5 separate regions of the Homo sapiens genome follow, and regions 2, 3, 4 and 5 are each linked to region 1. A link is a contact called in ENCODE Hi-C data. All regions are on one chromosome and are shown on one strand. Each heading gives the region's core, a stretch centred on a gene start or an enhancer-like site at or near the end of the contact. The rest is flanking DNA. Distances are from core to core; before and after follow the strand shown.

Region 1 (3,923 bases), core at 899-3,398:
TTTCAACACATATATGTATAACCTATCCTATTATGTTCATGTAATCTTTAGCAAGGGCCTTATGTGACCTTAAAAGGAAGCGGTGGGGAGGGGGGCAGTTATAATTAAGAGGGCAGGCTATGAAATCAGATCTAGGATTGAATTCCAGCTCTGCCACTTACAGTTTTCAACGCCCAGATTCTTCATTTGTAAAATATGGTTAAACCTTCCTTGTTTTGAGAACCAAATGACATGAATATTGTGAAACTCTTACATAGAACATAGGATATAGAATACTTAAAAAAAGAGTAGTTGTTGACTGCAAACAGTAAAACAAAAGAATAAATAAGTCAGTCAATGGGGTAGTCAATGGCTATTTTCTTATTCAAAAGAAAAGTGAAGCTAGAATAATTTTAATGGGAGATTTTAAAGATTTTCTAACACATAATCTTATTTTTTTTAAAAAAAAAACAGCCCACAATTTTCAGCAGTTTTTACTTTCTTTTTTCTATTTACTAGCATCATTTGACATAAGTAGTGGAAATGAGCTTCTGAAAATATACTTAATTTTCATATTATAAATCTTATTTTCTATAGTTTTATTAGGAGACAGTGTTATAACATTTTATATCTGGCAGAAACTCGAATACAGTAATTTTAATTTATTCATTAATAATGAATAAATTAGATGAGATACGCAAGGCTCAGAAATATTAAGAATTGCTCCAAACACCCAGATATTGTGGAGCAGAGTCAGGATGGCAGCTGCAACCTTCTGACTTCCAATCCAGGGCTCTTCATACAAGAAGGCTGTCCTGTATATGTGACAGATACAAGTTCCTATCTGAACACTGTCTTTATTAACAAGTTTTCGTGTGCATAAATGGGTGCCTTTGAAGATCTGGATACTTAATTGGGGAGCATCATCTGGAGTGTTCATGTTGGCTAAAGTAGCTCTTGTCAGGAATACGTATACCAGCAGATGCATCAGTTAGAATATTCTTTTCTCCAATGGGTTTAAGACATACTTTCCTAAGAATTGAGTTTCTGAAACACTGAACAACACCCAAACCCTGCAATCCAAATTTGTTTTTGCCTATTACACTGAAGTCTCTCTGTTAACAGGCATATATAGAAGACAACCATTTTTTTCAATATAATATTTCATAAGTTAGATGAAATCTTTTGTTCCATTATATAAAGTTCAGAAAATCAACATAAAATTAATAATGATGTTAAAGAAACTACTGGAAACCAGATAAATACAATACAATCTATAATTGTTTTCAAGTTTTTTGGACATTTCGCATACTTCTCCAAGTTTTCTACATTATGTTATAAAGTTCTAATAAGTTCATTTATGTGAAAAAATTAACTTTTTTTGATACTTGATATTTATATTATTACTAAAAAGCACTTCATCCGAGAGAAAGTTTCAAAGAAAGCCTTCCTTTTATAGGAAGAGGAGAGGAACATTTAAACTATGTATTATTACCAAATTGATATTCAAAAAATATATTCAACTTCAAAAGGCAAATGACTAGTTTAGACATGCTTGAGAGAGAGACATTCACTTTAAGGTTCTGGGACAACTCCTTTGATATATCTCCATCTTAAAAACAAGCAAACAAACTCTTGTTTGGAGAGGGTATTTAGAGCCATAAATAATTTTTTACTGGGTCTATTTTTGAGTTGGAGCAGGAGTAAGAAATACATTTTATATGGAATTTTAAATCACTTTTCAATTTATGAACCTAGCCTAGAAAGTCTGTGTAAAATGAAATATTTTAAAAGTTACAGTATTATCTGTATCTTCATTTCTATATGTATGTATCTATCATCTGTGTACCTACTCATCTATCTATCTAATTATTCTTTCTTTCCAGCAAATGTTCACTTCTGGTTTCCCTACGTCTGCCTGGAAGTGGGGGCAGTATGGCAGTATGGAAGACCTAGAAAGGGACAAGGAGAGCTACAATAACAGCGGTCTAAATATATCCTAGGATGAAAAGGTGAGGAAGGAAACAGGCGCAGAAGTGTTATAAGAAACCAAAGCGGCCTTTTGAGAAGGGATGTAAGAGCAGGCCCCTGAGCAGTTTCACTTCCTCTGGGCGCCCAGCAGAGCGGAGCCCTGGCCTTGCGGGCATGAGCCCCGGGGCTGCGTTTCCTGAGACCTGGCCGCAGCCTCCGCGGGTGGCAAGCGGGCTGGGGAGAGCCGAGGGCCAAAGGAAGAGAAAATCGCGGGGAGTCTCTGGCCGGGAGAGTCCAGGTAGCGCTCGGCGGGCAGCAGTGCGCAGGCCCCTCGGCTTCAACCGCCACAATGCTGCCAGCAGCGCCAGGCAAGGGGCTTGGGAGCCCGGACCCCGCCCCCTGCGGCCCAGCGCCCCCAGGTGGGTAGTCGCGCATTCGGAGGGGCTTGACGCCGAGGCCGGGCTACGGGGCTCTGCGGAGACCACGGGCCATCGTTAGACAACTGCACTCGGGCACTGAGGCCAGGGCGTCCCTGAGACAGGGCTTCTCCTTTTTATCCTGCCGCCAGGCAGCCCAGAGGGTTCTTCTGTCCCTGACTTCTCTGAGGGGCATCTGGACGCCACGAGGAGGGAGCGCGCTGGGAGTTCTGGCCAGCGGGCTACCCTCAGTGTCTGCAACTTCTGAGGAGCTGGAACTTTCCCCAGCACCCGGGTCAGGGTCCTGTAGTTTCTAAAATCACTTTGCAACCTGTTTTAAAGCAATGCGCGTTTAAAATTATACGTAATTATTTTCAACAGTCGGTAAGCACAGAAAAACCGCTCATGTGTAGCGTCACGCATTTACCTGCCCGGCCTGACAAATCCCAGCCTGGTGAATTGGTAGCCCTGCTTCTTGGCAGGTGGCTTTGCAGAGAAACTCTACCAACACCACCTCCCTACTCCACTGGCTTTACTAACTTGGTCAAAGGAAAACGGTCAACTTGGTTGAATGCAGAAGTAGATTTATATTTTCAAATGGACGTTAAGGCAGTTTTATTTAGTTCTTTTTGAAGCATTTCAAATGCATTTGCAAATTACTCAGTGATATAAAAATGTTTTTTAAATTAAAAAACTTCACTTAGGTATTAATATTACTGGAGTGTTCGTGGTGAGAAATGCAACAAGAAAGTATATTCTGAGTGAAAGTTTCTTAATTTGCTGAATAGAAATAAATTTCTCATACCTTTCTAGAATTTTTTAGGTAATGTAATTTTGGTTGTAGCTATTTCTGTTGGCTAGTGCATTTTTACATAAATAAGCTTTAGGGATTGCTTTCAGTTAAATAAGAAGTATATTTGTGTCAATGAAAAGTGACAAGAAAGGACTTAGAGCCCATAACTTAATATTATTAATATTTTAACTATTGCATATTGACATTCTTGAAAACTGTGGCTCTGATGGTCTTCAGCAGAGCAGACTTTGCTAGCATCTATAAATAAACCAACCATGTCTTTCAAACTTTGAGCAGGTTACCTCTTTTGTAATTTCAGTTTAACAATTTTGTTAGAGAATGGGGTACAGTTTGTTTCAAACTTCTAGATTAAACAGTTTAGGCAGAAAATGCCTTTTATTTCACTTGATACTAAGCAATACTTTGAGGCACTTGCTATTGTGAATAATGCAAGAGTAATGTGAATCAATATTTATAGCATTCCAATTATTCTTGTTCCTCCCATGCATTCCGCTCCCCCCCCGCCCCGCCCCTCCCAACTCCTTGGGTCCTTCTCCATGCAGTATTTATCACTTGCTTCAGTTACTTCCTTTTCTGGCCAACATAATGAAACTTTTCTAAAAACGAATTGTCTTTTGACATTATCCCATGCCCATATTCTTGATATGAGTAATCTTCTAGCTTTTATAAATCCAGTGGTTTGTGTGTGTGTGTGTGTGTGTGTGTGTGTTTTTTTTTTTTTAATGAAGAGCTCCCTCTCTCTC
Region 2 (3,923 bases), core at 1,062-3,561, 770 kb before region 1:
TTTAGATTTTGTAAATCCATGTTCCATTTTGAGTTAATTTTTGTATAAGGTATGAGGTAGAGATCAAATTCCTTTTTTCTGCCAATGGATCTCCAATTGTCTACCACTAATTTGCTGAAAAGTTATCTATTCACCATTGAAATATCTTTGTACATTTCTCGATTGACCATTTGTGAGTCTATCTCTGGACCTTCTGCTGTGTTCCACAAATTTATGTCTCCATCCTTCCATCAATACCACATTTTTTATTACTATAGATTTGGAGTAAATTTTAAAACTGGCTAATGTGAATCTTCCAACTTTGTTGGACTTTGAAAAACATTTTGGCTATTCTAGTTCTTTAATCTTTCTACAATACATAGATTTTAGAATCAGTTTGTCTATATCTGCAAGGAAAACTTGCCAGGGTTTTGATTGGGATTGCATTAAATCTAGACAGCCAATTCATTTGAGAATTGACATCTTAGCTACAGTAAGTCTTCCAATCAACTGAGCTCTAATGAACTCAGTGTCTTTCCATTTTGTAGGTTTTCTTTGATTTTTTTTATCAGCATCTTGTAATTTTATAATTTTTGTTTTCAATTGTATACATATCTTAAAAAACTTGAGGAAAAAAACCTATTATTTTTACCTACTTACTGTTATTTCTTCAAAATTCACTTAGTAATTCTCCCCTTGTTGTTTCTACCACTTTAAAATTACAAAGTCATAAAATTTGTCCAATCCTTATTAGACTCTTACATGGAAAGATTCACCTTAGCCAAAATAAATATAAGTAGCCAGGCGCAGTAGCTCACACCTGTAATCCTAGCACTTTGGGAGGCCGAGGCGGGCAGATCACGAGGTCAGGAGATCGAGACCATCCTGGCTAACACAGTGAAACCCCATCTCTACTAAAAATACAAAAAAAATTAGCCAGGCGTGGTAGCGGGCGCCTGTAGTCCCAGCTACTCGGGAGGCTGAGGCAGGAGAATGGTGTGAACCCGGGAGCGGAGGTTGCAGTGAGCCGAGATCACGCCACTGCACTCCAGCCTGGGAGACAGAGTGAGACTCCATCTCAAAAAAAAAAAAAAAAAAAGAAAAAGAAAAAGAAAGAAATATATCATAAGTATTATTCTTTTGTCCTCCCCATCTAGATTTACTATGCCTCTGTCAAGGTAGTGGTTACATTACTGTGGTAAGCAATGAATTCAGTTTCGTCTTATTTATAGGCTACTTTGGTAGTATTTTCCAGTAGTGAAACAGTGTTGCATGAGGAAGTGATGCCAGGAGCTGTGACCATCCTTGCAACCACAAGGACGGAAGCCAATAGAAGAATAGTGTGAGAAGGATAGAAACAGCCTCAGTCCTTAGTGATGCTGTTGAGCCACCAAACTAACCTTGGGTCCTCGAAGTCGCAGATGTCCTTGTCTGGGAATTGTAAATGTCTCTGTGGTTTGAACCCAGTTAGGTATTTTGTTACTTGCAGCCGAAATACCTCCTGATACAAACACTGATTTGGCTCCATCTTAGCTTCTCATTCTCATCACTTTTTGTGCCCCACCCCTCCTTTGCTTTCACCAAGTGGTCAACATATCACTATTTTTCTGGATCTTTTCCTCTGCTCTCACTTTTTCCTCTCACACTGGAGCCCCCTCTATGCCTGCCCCCTCTGCAGCCTCTCCAGCTTTCCTCTAGGTAGGAAGATTCCAACCAAGTCAGCTTTGCCTAGGTTTTTCTGACTACACCTACCTTCTCAGCCGCCCACCACACTCACAGGTGCTCACACACGCATACACAATCTTCACCTACGGAATATCTGAAGCACTCATTTGACTCTGCATGCTGCTGAATACAACAATAACTGAAGTTTACTGAGTGCCTACTTTCTGCCAGGCACCATGCCTACTACTTTATTTGCATCATCCCTTTTGAAACCCGTGAAAAGCTTATGAACTAATTACTGTCATTGCCTTCATATCACCAGGGAGAAAATGAGATTTAAAGAAGCTTAGTTTCTCAAGTTCACACAGACATCTAATAAGTATCAGAGCTATAAAAATTCCAACCCAGGCCTAACTGTAGGCCAGGACTGGTGTCAAGAACCCTATACAGAAGTGAGTACATGTGGCACACACATTGATTTATTTTCACTGCCACTGCATATTGTGAGAGACTAGATTTTTGTCTTGAATTTCACTGTACTCCTTTCTCTGCCACAGGCCTAGTAGAAATAGCTACACAATAATGCACCCAGTTGATCAGGTGGTAGTCCTCTCCCCAAGCACTCTCACATTCTCCAGCTGTGGCCTTCCCTTCTCTATAAACACAGCTATCTTTATTAGTCTGTGACTAGCCCTGTCAGAAACATATGAGTTAAATTTTACTAAGATGTTAATAGCTGACAAAGGTTGGTGGTTTCCTTCTCTGATTTGTATCTTAAAAAAAAAAAAAAAAGATTTTTAGAGAAGGTGTTTTGAACTCAAAGGAATGACTCATGGTAAAACTTCCGGAAGGTAAACAGTGTTGAATATATATTCAAAAGGCATTTTGTGAGCAAATTCTGGCAAGCTGATGGTGATAATGGGTGTGGTTGTTATGGTAAGGTAGGGTGGTGTGAAATAAGCAATCTTTTCAATATGAAAGCATTCCATTCTCTTCAAGGCACAGGCAACTTTTTTCATTGATTCTTCACCAGGAATCTCCAGATACTCCACCACCACTTATCTCCTTTTTCTGGGTGAAGTCTAATACACTAAAACAACAACAACAACAACAAAACCACCGCTTTCTTCTCATAACCTTTTCAGTTGTGAATGTTGTATTACATACTTAAATAATTCCCACATTTTTGTGTAAATTCATATCCATTAAACAACTATAAATGAAAATTAAATTAATCATACATAATCTTGTGTAACAGCCGTGTTAAGCAGTAAAATATTTGCCTGTGCTAGAAAATCTGTAGAAATAAAAATATAGAACTGAAATTTAAGTTAGCTTTAGAAATAAATTGGACTAGGTTTCTCAAACTTGTCTGATCCACAAGAATTTTGGTGGATGCTTATTAAAATGTAGGCTCCACTCCAGACCTTTGGGGACCAGGAAATTCTTACGAGAAAGAACAGGTAACATTGAACTGGGGTAAGTGTTTCAGCTGCTCTTCAATAATGGTTTGCCATTTGGAATCTGGGAGTGCCCACACCATAAGGTCATGCCAAAAAATATTTTATTTCTCCTTCCCTACCTCCCCTTCTTCCAAGAAACACTATGCCAGGCAGTGTTTCATCCTAAGAATGCAAAGATAGCAACAATGCTCACTGCAGTGCCAGACAGACAATAAACAATTACATGCAGTGGATTAAGTGTCAAAACGGAGGTAGTACAGGATACTGTGTGCTTAGAGAGGAGGAAATGACTCATTCCAGTATTTAAGACACATCTGAAATCTGCACATAGAAGATGCATGAATACAGACCCAGAGAATTGAGGAAGCCTGGTGTCTTCCGAACATTGTGAGAAGTCCACTATGGCCGAAGCTCAGGGTCAAGTTTGGGGTAGATGAGATTGGCAGGAATCAGATCGTGAATACACTTACATGCCACCTTGTAAGACTCTCTGCAGGACAGTCCTGCAGACAACCTGGAGTTGTTGAGAAGCCTAAATGTTTCCAGCAATTGGTATAAAAAGATTTGAAAATATAACATGACAAAAATGCCTTAGGGGAGAAGTTTAAGTCAACTTTGTTCTAAGCTAATATTCTATAGTCAATTAAAACTTTGATAATCTAGTGGAGACTCTTTTCAGCTGATACACAGCAAAAAACATAAAAGAGCTGCTTTGGTTGATGCAGAAAGCTCAGTCCCATGTCAGTATTCCTGGAAATACAAGCTTCTAGCCAACAGTTTGCAAATCAAAGTTCTGTGTTTTCGGAAGACTGAATA
Region 3 (3,923 bases), core at 485-2,984, 710 kb after region 1:
CCACCCCTTGCAGAATGAAAAGTAGAGTGTGTATGCTCACACCTCCCTCCCTCCCTCCCTCTCTCCCTCCCTCTCTCTTTCTTTCTTTCTCAGAGTATCGCTCTGTCTCGCCCAGGCTGGAGTGCAGTGGCGCAATCTTGGCTCACTGCAACCTCTGCCTCCAGGGTTCAAGCGATTCTCCTGCCTCAGCCTCTGGAGTAGCTGGGATTACAGGCGCCCGCCACCACGCCCGGCTAATTTTTTTGTATTGTTAGTAGAGATGGGGTTTCACCATATTGGTCAGGCTGGTCTCAAACTCCTGACCTCAGGGGATCCACCCGCCTTGGCCTCCCAAAGTGCTGGGATTACAGGTGTGAGCCACCGCACCCGGCTCACAGAATTTCTTAAAAAGTCATTGTGTTCAGTCTTTATGGATCCTCTAAATTCCAGCTGCTCAGCCTCCCGGAGCTAAATGAGATCACTTAAAGGTCGACTGTTGGGGCCTCCAAGGTCGCCTCGGAGACTCACCTCATAGGCAATCAAATGGATCGCTGGGTTTTTGTGTGTGTGGGTTTTTTTTGTTTATTTTTTTTTTCCAGAAAAACACTCCACCAAGAAGGTTTTTATAACCTACTGGAGGAGGAGGATGGAGAGTGGGCACGAAAGGACTAGGATGAACATGCCATAAGCAATCTAAATGCCACTGCAATATTGCCTGGTGAGGACCTGATTACTGATGTTTTAAAGCTAAGCTTTCAGTTGTCACTCCACCCAGTAGTGAAACAATGAGCTCTAAAATATATATTTCGGCTCAAGCTTTCTTATGTGGGGAGGTAATCCACCCGAAGGTATCCCCAGCCTGTACCTAATACAGTGCCCAGCACTAAAGCAGCTCAGATGCCAGTGAATGGTGGCCACTGGGAGGCCTGTCAGTGGGTGCCAGTAGCGGTCTCTTCAGAGAAAAAGAAAACTCCCCTCTGCCAGATCAGTATTTTATGAGCTGTGAACCAAAACCATTGCTACCACCATCACTATAATTCTATCCACAGTAATTATCATAAAGGCCTAACAATGCCTTGTAGATGAACATTCTGAGTAACTGCTCTATAACCAGGAGATTTAAGACCGCACCAAAAACCAGTAGAGGGTTATACTTTACTGGGCACAAGTCGTTTATGATAACGAAATTGTAGTTTAATCTGTGAAGAGATGTGAATGTAACTGAGACACGCTTAAATGGAATATACAGATGAGCTTTATTTTTATATCTGGCATGCTTGGATCCATGCCGACCCTCCAGCTGCTCGGGCCTGCCCTTAGGGGCTATGGACCGCATGACTCTATCAGCGGCACTGCCACCGCCGCCGCCTCCGTGCTGCCTGCGTTCCCCGACCATTGATTGGGCCCGGCAGGCGCTTCCTGGGGGCTTCCCTACCGGCTCCAGCCCTTGGGATTCGGGAGCGCCCTGCTAGGAAGCCAGAGCCCCGCAGGGGCCGCGGCGTCCAGGCCGCCTAACGCGCGCCCCTCGCCCGGCGCCCCGAAGCGGCCCCGAGGGGCGGGAGCCGAGGCGAGCGGCAAGGCCGGGCCGGGGGCGCACAGCGCCCCTAGAAGTGCGGGCTTCCCCCACCCCCGGCAGCGACCCTACCTCCCGCCCCCGCTGCGTGCGCGCGTGTGTCCGTCTGTCTGTATGCTCTCTCGACGTCAGTGGGAATTTCCAGCCAGGAAGTGAGAGAGTGAGCGAGACAGAAAGAGAGAGAAGTGCACCAGCGAGCCGGGGCAGGAAGAGGAGGTTTCGCCACCGGAGCGGCCCGGCGACGCGCTGACAGCTTCCCCTGCCCTTCCCGTCGGTCGGGCCGCCAGCCGCCGCAGCCCTCGGCCTGCACGCAGCCACCGGCCCCGCTCCCGGAGCCCAGCGCCGCCGAGGCCGCAGCCGCCCGGCCAGTAAGGCGGCGCCGCCGCCCGGCCACCGCGCGCCCTGCGCTTCCCTCCGCCCGCGCTGCGGCCATGGCGCGGCGCTGACTGGCCTGGCCCGGCCCCGCCGCGCTCCCGCTCGCCCCGACCCGCACTCGGGCCCGCCCGGGCTCCGGCCTGCCGCCGCCTCTTCCTTCTCCAGCCGGCAGGCCCGCGCCGCTTAGGAGGGAGAGCCCACCCGCGCCAGGAGGCCGAACGCGGACTCGCCACCCGGGTAAGCCAAACTCGGGCGAGTGGGGGCCCGGCAGGGGACGCGTGGCCCAAGTCCTGCCGCCCAGCCCTCCGCACCCCCTCCAGCCCCACTCGGACTTCCTCATTCCTGCGCTAACCGCTGGGCTAGACCGTGGGAGGAGGTTGACAGTAGCTGAGAGGCACATGGGATTAGCGACAGCGGGGAAAGACACATCCGGACCTCGCAGGGGCTAGTCGGCCGAAGGGCCGCGGCCGCCCGGCGGTCATTTCTCTTCACGTCCCTCCGCGGGGCGGGAACGCGAACCGGAGGGGAACTCTTACAAACTTTTAAAATCCCCAACCCCAGCCCCACCTGGGGGATGGTGAGAAGGTTGGAGTGCGCTGCGGCGCGGAGGAGAGAGGGAAGGTGGTTGGTGCAGTGCAGAACCAGATTTCACCTAAGGGCGTTCCATGAAATGAAAGCAGAAGTGCTTGTCAGTCCTCTTGGCTGGGAAAGCCCTCCCCAGCTCCCCAGAATTGAATAGGAGAGTCTATTCATCCCTCTCCTACTTCTAAAAGAAACCTGGCTCGCTCTCTGTCTCTCTCTCTCTCCCCCCTCCCCCCCTCCGTGCGCGCGCGCGCGCGCACACACACACACACACACACACACACACACACACACGATATAGTCACCTGCTATAGGACTTGATTCTGATCCTCCGGGGCCTGGCATTTGAGAGAGAAAATAAATTACCTACCTGGATACTTAGAGCACTTTTTAGACTTGATTATGTAAAACTCTTGGACAGTGCCACCATGCATTATGCATGACCGCTGAAACAAAAATAATGTAAAAACAAGGCCTATCCTAAATGCAAGTTTTTCTATGGTCCTTAAAAACAGACACCAGGGAATGTTTGCCCTGACTTGCTGGTTTATCCTGAAACTCAAATGGGACTTAATGATACAGGATTTAATTATCAAGATTGACATGTTCATGGACTTTGTTAAGTAGAGGTTTTCAGCATTACAGTTTATGAAATAACCATATTTAACTCAAAGATTTTTTTATAAAGCTCATAATCTGAAAAAATGCTTATGGTATTACTAAAACATTTAATAGCTCTGGCATCAAAATATTCTACATACTGGTGATCTTTTAGTAAATAGTAAAGGTTAGGGTCAAGATATTCAATAATTTTTTTCTAGCAGAATCCCACAACTGAATATTGTCAAGCAGTTTAAACTGCATTCGTGTTTGTTAAAACTTTAAAAGGGAAACTTAAAACTAAAGTATGTTGTTTTTCTGATTTTAATATTGTGCTTTCTAGAGATGAATCCTTTTACTGTTTGAGGCACTATAGGAATTATGTATTTAAATGTATGTATTTAAATTTGAAGCAATGTACTTTTTTGAGTTTATAAACTTGGGAAGACAGGAAATAAAAAGATTTGTTTCCTGTAGAATTTTACATTCATGATTTAATTGAATTGCTAAAATGGAAAGAACATGTACGATTAATGGAGACTTGGAATCTGAGATTATTCATCCATATTGATACACCTGCAATTCCTAAATGCCCTCCCCTGCTTGTTTAGATAAAATGTCTTCCTGGGCTGCAGCCTACTGGACAAACTTGAACACAAAGGAACACACGTTATATGTACATTTAATACTGGAACCGAAAAGCTGCTTGCAGTGAAAAGCAAACCACTTCTAAACTCTTTGAGACTTTTTAAAGAAGGTAGTATAATCCTTTTAGGGGTTGGTGGTGATGTGAAAATCTATTATCTTTTTGCTG
Region 4 (3,923 bases), core at 974-3,473, 710 kb before region 1:
CGGTATCAGACCTCAAATCTTAAAAGTAGTCTAATTTCTCCCTAATGTAGATTTAATATACTATTAAAGTGAACATCTGAAATTTCATAATTTTCTAAACCTCCAAAATTGTTCTACATCTTAGAAACTTACCAGGTGAGACAAAATCAACTTTATTTAATCATTTGCTAGTTAGAACATAAACTTTTCCCTGTTTTTAAAGATGTCCCTATTCCTTTCCCTTTAAAATCAGGGATATTACAGGGATCAGGAATGGTATTCAGGATTAGGAATGGTATTCTTTAAAACAACAGTAAAATGTGCAATACCTGTTAAATATTTAGTATAATTCTCATTCATATTTTCAACAAGACTGAAAAGTAGCTGGTAATTTACTCACTTATATGACAGTGTAAATGCAACAATTGAGAGGAATAAGAGGAGGTGCCCTTACAGTACTTAAGAAATCAAGCTGAAAATGGACTTGTTCAGGCTAAAGATGTAAGAACTTTACGGGAGACTGTACGATACATCTGCAGCCATTCATTCCCTAGGACTCTGTCATACCTGTGTCATCCATCAGAAGATAATTTTAAGCTCTAATTCCTTTTGGGAGTGAGCCTGGTAAAAGGGAACCTGCAGAGCCTAAGCAAAGTGAGGAAGTTCTGGAAAATGGACAATGCATGGTTTTTATAAATGCTCAAAACTGCTCACCCTGCATCTTGGGCTTCGTGGGCTCGGAGTATAGATAACAAGTTATTGTGCTGTAAGAATTCACATACAGCCGGGTAACTGCCAGAGACAAAAAGAAAAGGGAAGCATCTGTTAGGAAATCATCAGGAGTAGCACATTTATCTCTAACATCCAGATCTATGTGACTGGATCAAAGATAATCAAACATACATCATTCATGAAACAAGCCTCTTGACTCTAAGGCCAAGTTTATCCTTGTGGCAGAAAAAGCATCTACAGCTGTACTTTTTACATAATCAGAAAGGGGTTGAGGTGCATGAACTGGGGGAAAAAACATAAGCCATTATAAAACATTAGGAAAGTGTCCACTCTCAGAAAAATAAATTTTTAAAAGTCTACATTTAAAGACAAAGTGAACGGAGCATAACTATAACAAGATAATGAATTTAAAATATAAGTCTCAATTTTCTCAAATATTGCACCATTTGTGCATATGTGTGCATGTATGTGTATACAACAGAGATAACTGAGTTTGCAGGCAGAAGAGAATACATATGCTCTCTTCTGCCTCCTAATTATTTTTGTTTCTATAATCTCCCAGATTTAAGACTCCTCCCATACGGTGGGAAATCAAGTTATTGCTTTATCTAACATTATGGGTACAATAAGATGATTATATCATTCAAAACCTAAACAAAATTATGGATATTCACAAGGCTTTAGAATTTGTCCTTTAAATATGATCAGCAGAACTTTATCTTAAGACTTATCTATCTTGACTAAATAAAACATCCAATATACAATTATGTTTGTCTTTTAAGAGTCTCAAACTCAAATAACTTCATTATAAATGAAATTCAAATCATAAATTAAACCTGAAAAACCTTTTACAGTCATTATGTCTCTGCTCTAAGAACTTTTAATGAAACAAATGTGTATTATAAAAATAAATTTTTGACAATGCAAATCAAGGTACAGAAAACCAATATTCAAACTGCAAATATTCACTAGAACTTAAACTATATACCATTGAAAACATTCATCAATTATAAAAATAGCACTGCAGGGAAACATTCTAGTAATGTATGTTATTCAAATAATTTATTATAAAAGAAAAGATAGTTTCTGTGTTACACATTTTGTACAAATTCCCTGACCAACAGGAAAAAATTATCATTAAGATAACATACAGTTGGCCGGGCATCGTGGGTCACACCTGTAATCCCAGCACTTTGGGAGGCAGAGGCGGGCAGATCACCTGAGGTCAGGAGTTCGAGACCAGCCTTGCCAATGTGGTGAAACCCTGTCTCTTACTAAAAATACAAAAAACTAGCCAGGCTTAGGGGTGGGCGCCTGTAATCCCAACTACTCGGGAGGCTGAGGCAGGAGAATCGCTTGAACCCAGGAGGTGGAGGTTGCAGTGAGTCGAGAACGCACCATTGCACTCCAGCCTGGGCGACAAGAGTGAAACTCCATCTCAAAAAAAAAAAAAGAAAGATAACATACAGTTATAGAGATACTGACTATAAAAAAGATTCAGTTCTTTGGCAAAAAGGGATCTGAAACTGAAAACAGTCTCTGTTCATGTGCCCATGTGTAGTGTGTTTTGTAAGAGAAAGGGAGAAAAAGAGGAGATAATCATGGGGCCTCCACTTCCTAGTTGTCCCCAGTCAATTCAATAAATAAAACATCTAACTGATGAACATGAGTGTATCTTAGAAACTGGAGAGGATGGCCCAGTCTCTGCATGGAAACATGCCCATCTGGTACCCAGAATCAGGTGTTGACCAACATGTGTCTTCAAAGGCTTCTGTTCTGCTTAAAGAAAAGTGAATATACGACCTTTCCAGGTAAGTGTGTGTCAGAGAAAAAAAACAAAAACAAAAACAAAGAAAAAACCACTTTACTTTCAGAGATACTGGTTGGTCTTTCAAAAACAGCAGATTTGTTTGGTATATATTAGCTATAAAAGGCCCAGCTAAGGGGCACAGAATAGGTTCTCAATAAATGTTCCTTCCCTATCTTTTTTCTTTTTTTGAGGCCTTCACTTAAATTCCTTGTGCCTTCGCAATGCCTCTGTATAGAAGTATACTGTCTTGTTACCACTGTCAGACAGGTTGCCTGACTATGTCTGTCACTTTTTTGCCCTTGGTAAACGACTTAGTTGCCCTTTCTTATTTGCCCTTTTGGAACAACTTACACTATTCTTAAGAAAGAATAATTTTAAAATATTTTCGTCACACTAAGTTTGATACCCTTATGTGTTTAAGCTAAGTTTTTCCCCATGAAAATATATACCTGATTTTTATTGGAAATCTGAAAAAAATAAAATTAATCAAGTGCCAATTTGCTAGGTTAACAGCATTAAGTGAGGAGTATTTGCATTATTGACTTGGAGGGAATTCATTTTGAAGAAAAACTTCAGACATTTTCAAAACATATGCCATCATATACTCAGCTTTTCAAAGAAATACCAACATTTTCCTCATAGATCTAGACAATACTTGAATATCATCTAGATTCCCACTGTTGCTGAACTATTTACCTAGGATATACAGAAGTTTCTAATAGTATTAGAAAAGAGAAACAGAAACTCTGTTCCACTTTTATGCTTTTTAATGGAAATTATCACAAATCACAAAATGTTCAAGCTGAAAAGCACTGCGTATATACACACACACACACACACACACAGAGAGAGAGAGAGAGAAAGAGCGAGAGAGAGAGAACGGCAGGAAAAGCATATTGCTAACACCTAAACACCCCAAAGAGATGAAAAATCACTTATTCCCCAGTAATTTAGCAGAGGCCCAGTGATGATTGTTCCATTTGTTAGAAGACAGTATTAGCTACAGGGAGGGGCGGTATAAGTTCAAGGCAGGTTTCTGTCCTAAGGGTATTTATTATCTTAGGAACATAAAGCATTATAAAAAATATTTTTAAAAAATTACTATATTATAAAACACATTGAAGATAAAATAGAAGTTTTATAAAGATATTATAAAGCAAGCAAGAAAGCATCTGAAATTAATCAGAGAAATCTTTTTGAAAAATATCTATCTTTTGTTATATATTAAAGAGAATGACGTATGCAGATTGGTAGATAGGAAAGGGGTTAGAATTCTGCTCGGAAAAGAAGAGGGATCATCAGAAGCTGAGTGAATAGGAACAAAGATAAGGAAGGTAGAAAAGAAAAAAATGTAATAAATGGTAGAAAAATTGGCTTGGCAGTAGAGCAAACAGTTACTATT
Region 5 (3,923 bases), core at 564-3,063, 640 kb after region 1:
CAACTCATGGACAAAAAGGAAGAAAAAAGATGGAATGAAAGACAAAAGAGAATTTGTGGTCAAGAAAGGGCTGACTTTCTGTTTGCTGTGTTTGTTTTGTTTTGTGGTCATGAGAATTTATTTTTTGTTGTTTTGGGGTATTTCGTTTGTTCATTTTTTAAGGATGAGAAAGATTTGGGGTGTATGGACTCAGGATTGGAGCCAACAGAAGGGCTAAGGTGGAAGATAAGAACAGAGTGGGAATGACTGATGAAGCAACATTCCAGGAATGGAGATGGGGAGGAAAGAAATGGAATCAAGGGCTCCAGGAGAGGGCTTGGCTTTGTGCTAGAAGGACACATCATCCTCCAAATATGTGGAAAGGAGTTAAGAAAGTGTCTATATATTAGTAAGTGCTGGGCAGGGTGGACAATTGATGGATGACTGTAACTTTCTCAAGTAAGAAACAAGGTGGTTTTTGGGAGCCTGAGGCAGGAGAATCGCTTGAACCCGGAAGGCGGAGGTTGCAGTTAGCCAAGATCGCGTCACTGCACTGCAGCCTGGCGACACAGCGAGACTCCATCTCAAAAAAAAAAAAAAAAAAGAAAAAAAAGCAGATTAACAAGGTGGTTTACTGAGAACATTGGCAGTTAAATGTTGAGGAAATGATGAAGATTTGGAATAGAAGCCAAAGAGGATGATAAAGAAAGCTAAGCAAAACAAGTAAACTTGTATTACTCTGGATTAAGCTCTTGGAACTCATTTCTCATAAGTTTTTAAAATCTTGATAACCACTGATGAGAGAATACACCAAATAAGTATTTTGGCAATTAGTCTTCCTATTTCACTAGCAATTGTGTTTAGATAAAAATCATTATAATTACATCTTAAGCTTCTTGTAATACATTAGACTTACAAAACTGCAAACACTATACTAGATATTATGTATGTATATATTATATTATATTATATAGATCATATACATTATGTGATACTAAATGCCAAAATTTTACTTGATGTTTTGAAGTGCTTAGTGTTGTTCAATGCTTACTTTAGCCAGCTGTTATGTTTTCAGACAGTGATTTGCTTTAGTCTTCTCTTCCTTGCAGAATCATAAGGAACCTTAGCTTATGAGAGCAGTTTCTTCAAGAATCTGCTTATTAGAGTAAATAGAATGAATTTCATTTCGTACAGTTACTACTACAACATTTGATGATACCAAAAGCAAAGTGAAACCTGAAGCATGCTCACATAATAAATTACAAAATTTTCCATATGAAGCATTCTTTATTTTCTGAACCCAAAGCTCTGTGTCCCTTTGTAATGAATCAGCATCTCAGGCAAATGTTCTTGTGAGGAGGCAAATTTTTCCCACTGGATTTAGCACTTAAAACAGAAGTTGTCCCCACCACCACCACACTTTCTAAATACAAAGAGCCCTGTTATAAGATAGTCTCATCTGAGTTGTTTTTCTTTTTTCTTTTAGATTATGTGGGAAATGTGTTGCATATTTGCATTTAGTATTTGTGCAAATGTTTTAAACCTTTTTCTCCGTGTTGAAGCTGGTTTCGGTTATAGTTATCCGAATAAGGGGGGGAAAGAGGTGAAAGGACAATATAGTTTAAAGTATTTAAAGCCCTAAAACTTCACAAACCAGGAATTAAATATAAAGGTATTCGAGTTTTTTCTGACTTATGAAAATTTAAAGAGCAGTACCGGCCGGGCGCGGTGGCTCACTCCTGTAATCCCAACGCTTTGGGAGGCCGAGGCGGGCGGATCACGAGGTCAGGAGATGGAGACCATCCTGGCTAACACGGTGAAACCCCGTCTCTACTAAAACTACAAAAAAATTAGCCGGGCGTGGTAGCGGGCGCCTGTAGTCCTAGCTACTCCGGACGCTGAGGGAGGCTGAGGCGGGAGAATGGCGTGAACCCGGGAGGCGGAGCTTGCAGTGAGCTGAGATCGCGCCACTGCACTCCAGCCTGGGCGAGAGAGATTCCGCCTCAAAAAAAAAAAAAAAAAAAAAAAAGAGCAGTACCAAAAATATGTAAGGTTTTCTTAGAAAATATAAAGTGCTAACCTAAAAAGGAAAATAATGTATTTGCCACATTTAACAAACACTTATGGACCAAGATAAAACAGATAGCCCATAAATTTGGCGTTGTCCCTTTAATGTACATGTCTATAGTGCCACCATGTGGTACTACCGGTGTTGTAAATATTTCTAAATACAGTAATTCAGATATTCTGAAAGTTAGACACTAGATGGCAGTATATTTCCCTTTAAAATTGTTTATTCATGTTCAAAGGCAGTATCTATTTTTTATGGTATAACTTTGTTGAAAAGTAAAAAAAATTACTACAGTTTTTAAAATAATATGCTTTGTAACATAGACTGATTGCATTAAAAAGTATGCTTTTAATCATCATTTATTTCTCAAATAGAAGCAAAATATTAAAATAACTACTTGCTTCCTTTATTAGCATGCCCAACCTAGGCAAAAGAATCTCACCAATTTTTTCTTCTTCTACTAAAGTCCTGTGATTAGCACAGTAGGATCCAACTGTATTGATTCTATATAATTACTAATTAACAAAATTTTACTAAGTAAAGACTTAGAGGCAGAAAAAACAATGAGAAATTTAGGCAACGAGTCAGCTTAGGTTCATTTATGTACTGTCTTCAATGGCTAAAGAAGAAATATTGGCAGGGGAGGGCTATGACTTTCATTCTATCTCCCTTTTATCCTGCTTCTGAGGCTAAGGGCTCTTCCTAATTTATCCTGGCAATCAGAAAGAAATACTCTATGCCATCCTGAAATACAAATCCAAGATGCATTGTTCAGGAGGTTTTCCTAGTTGGAAACAGCAAGTGCTACATGATATATCAGCATCCAACAGAGCCATGGCTTTTTGTATAGAAATTTGTCTTTTCCTTAATATAAACAAAATCCAGATCTTCCAAAACTGTCAAAGGATCACCAGGCACACAAAAAACGTTAGCAGGAGCATGAAGCCCCAACTCTAGTTAATGTATTAATTTCTCCTTTGGGCTCTTGCTTCTGACATCTGCCTCTACTAGGTAGGTTTGAGACAAGAAGTAAAGGAATGCTCATTTACCTTTAATATCCTAGCCCATTTTTGGACAGAGACCCTGCCTTTAACACCAATAAGCAAAACTACAACAGAGCTAGCATATTTAAATGAGACTTAACTAAATAAAAAGGAATAACTATAGATTGCTTGATAGAAACAGAATTACATTAGTTCCATCAGAACTAGTTTCCTGATAGTTTTTATAATTAATATGTAAAAATATTTAACTATCCCCTTGATTTTTGAGTACTCACTGGGAGAAAATTAAACCATGTCCTTTCCCTGGAATGATTCTAATTCCTCACAAGAAAAAACTTGAGCTTGGAAACCTTGAGTCTTGATAGAATTTGATTACCTTTGAGATAGCATTGGGGGTGGAAGGTGGCAAGGAAATAGCCTTTTTGTGCTTTGGAACTAAAAATATGTAGAAGTGATCTTCACCAATAACCCTCTCCTCACACATATGCAGAAAATCAGGACTTTGGGAAGGTACATGAGGCAAGTGGGCTAAATTGTTTGAAAAGGGGCCTGTCATAATGGGTGGAGGGGTAAATGGCTGAGCTCAAGTACTCGAGTCCTCCAAGAAGAAGAGGGAGGACCAGGCTGCATGTTCCCACCCACTCCCATACAGATGGTGACCAAAACTTCACCCCCAAATTGAACAACACTCCTGAACAACCAAAGGGTCAAAGAAGAAATTTTAAAAAATAACTTGAGACAAACAAAAATGGCAACACAACATACCAAAACTTATCAGATGCAGCAAAAGCAGTTCTAAGAGAGAAGTTTATAGTGACAAATGCCAACATTAAGAAAAAGGAAAGTTCTCAGATAAACAGTCGAACTTT

The links. Hi-C counts contacts between places; a loop is a spot of excess contacts on that map. Pooled maps may share reads with other maps.
Region 2: a map with no recorded cell type shows a loop between it and region 1 (14-fold over the local background). The contact joins the enhancer-like site here to the promoter of BANK1 in region 1. A Hi-C loop is called at or near these places in 29 of 37 single-sample maps with no recorded cell type and 6 of 50 pooled maps.
Region 3: a loop to region 1 is called in a map with no recorded cell type, with 4 times the contacts of the local background. The contact joins the promoter of NFKB1 here to the promoter of BANK1 in region 1. A Hi-C loop is called at or near these places in 3 of 37 single-sample maps with no recorded cell type and 3 of 50 pooled maps.
Region 4: a loop to region 1 is called in a map of B cell, with 2.6 times the contacts of the local background. The contact joins the enhancer-like site here to the promoter of BANK1 in region 1. A Hi-C loop is called at or near these places in 1 of 168 maps with a recorded cell type or tissue (B cell), 2 of 37 single-sample maps with no recorded cell type and 5 of 50 pooled maps.
Region 5: a pooled map shows a loop between it and region 1 (6-fold over the local background). The contact joins the enhancer-like site here to the promoter of BANK1 in region 1. A Hi-C loop is called at or near these places in 2 of 37 single-sample maps with no recorded cell type and 7 of 50 pooled maps.

What each region holds. Positions count from the first base shown.
Region 1 is chr4:101,788,582-101,792,504 of GRCh38, forward strand. It overlaps BANK1 (B cell scaffold protein with ankyrin repeats 1), which reads left to right and starts at 2,149. Exons shown (of 17, transcript NM_017935.5): 1 at 2,149-2,369. The coding sequence starts at 2,300. RefSeq lists a silencer at 2,236-2,425.
Region 2 is chr4:101,017,765-101,021,687 of GRCh38, forward strand. No RefSeq gene overlaps it. Among named protein-coding and RNA genes, the nearest start is that of LINC01218, 140 kb to the left of the region's middle. Within about 2 kb of position 2,312, at least 12 of the 41 ENCODE cell types and tissues checked have a DNase peak (open chromatin) inside an H3K27ac peak, as active enhancers do.
Region 3 is chr4:102,499,625-102,503,547 of GRCh38, forward strand. NFKB1 (nuclear factor kappa B subunit 1) reads left to right here and starts at 1,735. Exons shown (of 24, transcript NM_003998.4): 1 at 1,735-2,164. NFKB1-AS1 (NFKB1 antisense RNA 1) reads right to left here and starts at 2,862. Exons shown (of 5, transcript NR_136202.1): 1 at 2,815-2,862. RefSeq lists silencers at 1,415-1,674, 1,685-2,254 and an enhancer at 2,365-2,414.
Region 4 is chr4:101,082,493-101,086,415 of GRCh38, forward strand. It overlaps PPP3CA (protein phosphatase 3 catalytic subunit alpha), which reads right to left. Exons shown (of 14, transcript NM_000944.5): 7 at 694-771. Among named protein-coding and RNA genes, the nearest start is that of MIR8066, 160 kb to the right of the region's middle. Within about 2 kb of position 2,224, at least 3 of the 41 ENCODE cell types and tissues checked have a DNase peak (open chromatin) inside an H3K27ac peak, as active enhancers do; they include B cell, where a contact is called at or near this core.
Region 5 is chr4:102,429,367-102,433,289 of GRCh38, forward strand. All of the region lies in intron 2 of NFKB1-AS1 (NFKB1 antisense RNA 1), which reads right to left. Among named protein-coding and RNA genes, the nearest start is that of NFKB1, 70 kb to the right of the region's middle. Within about 2 kb of position 1,814, at least 31 of the 41 ENCODE cell types and tissues checked have a DNase peak (open chromatin) inside an H3K27ac peak, as active enhancers do.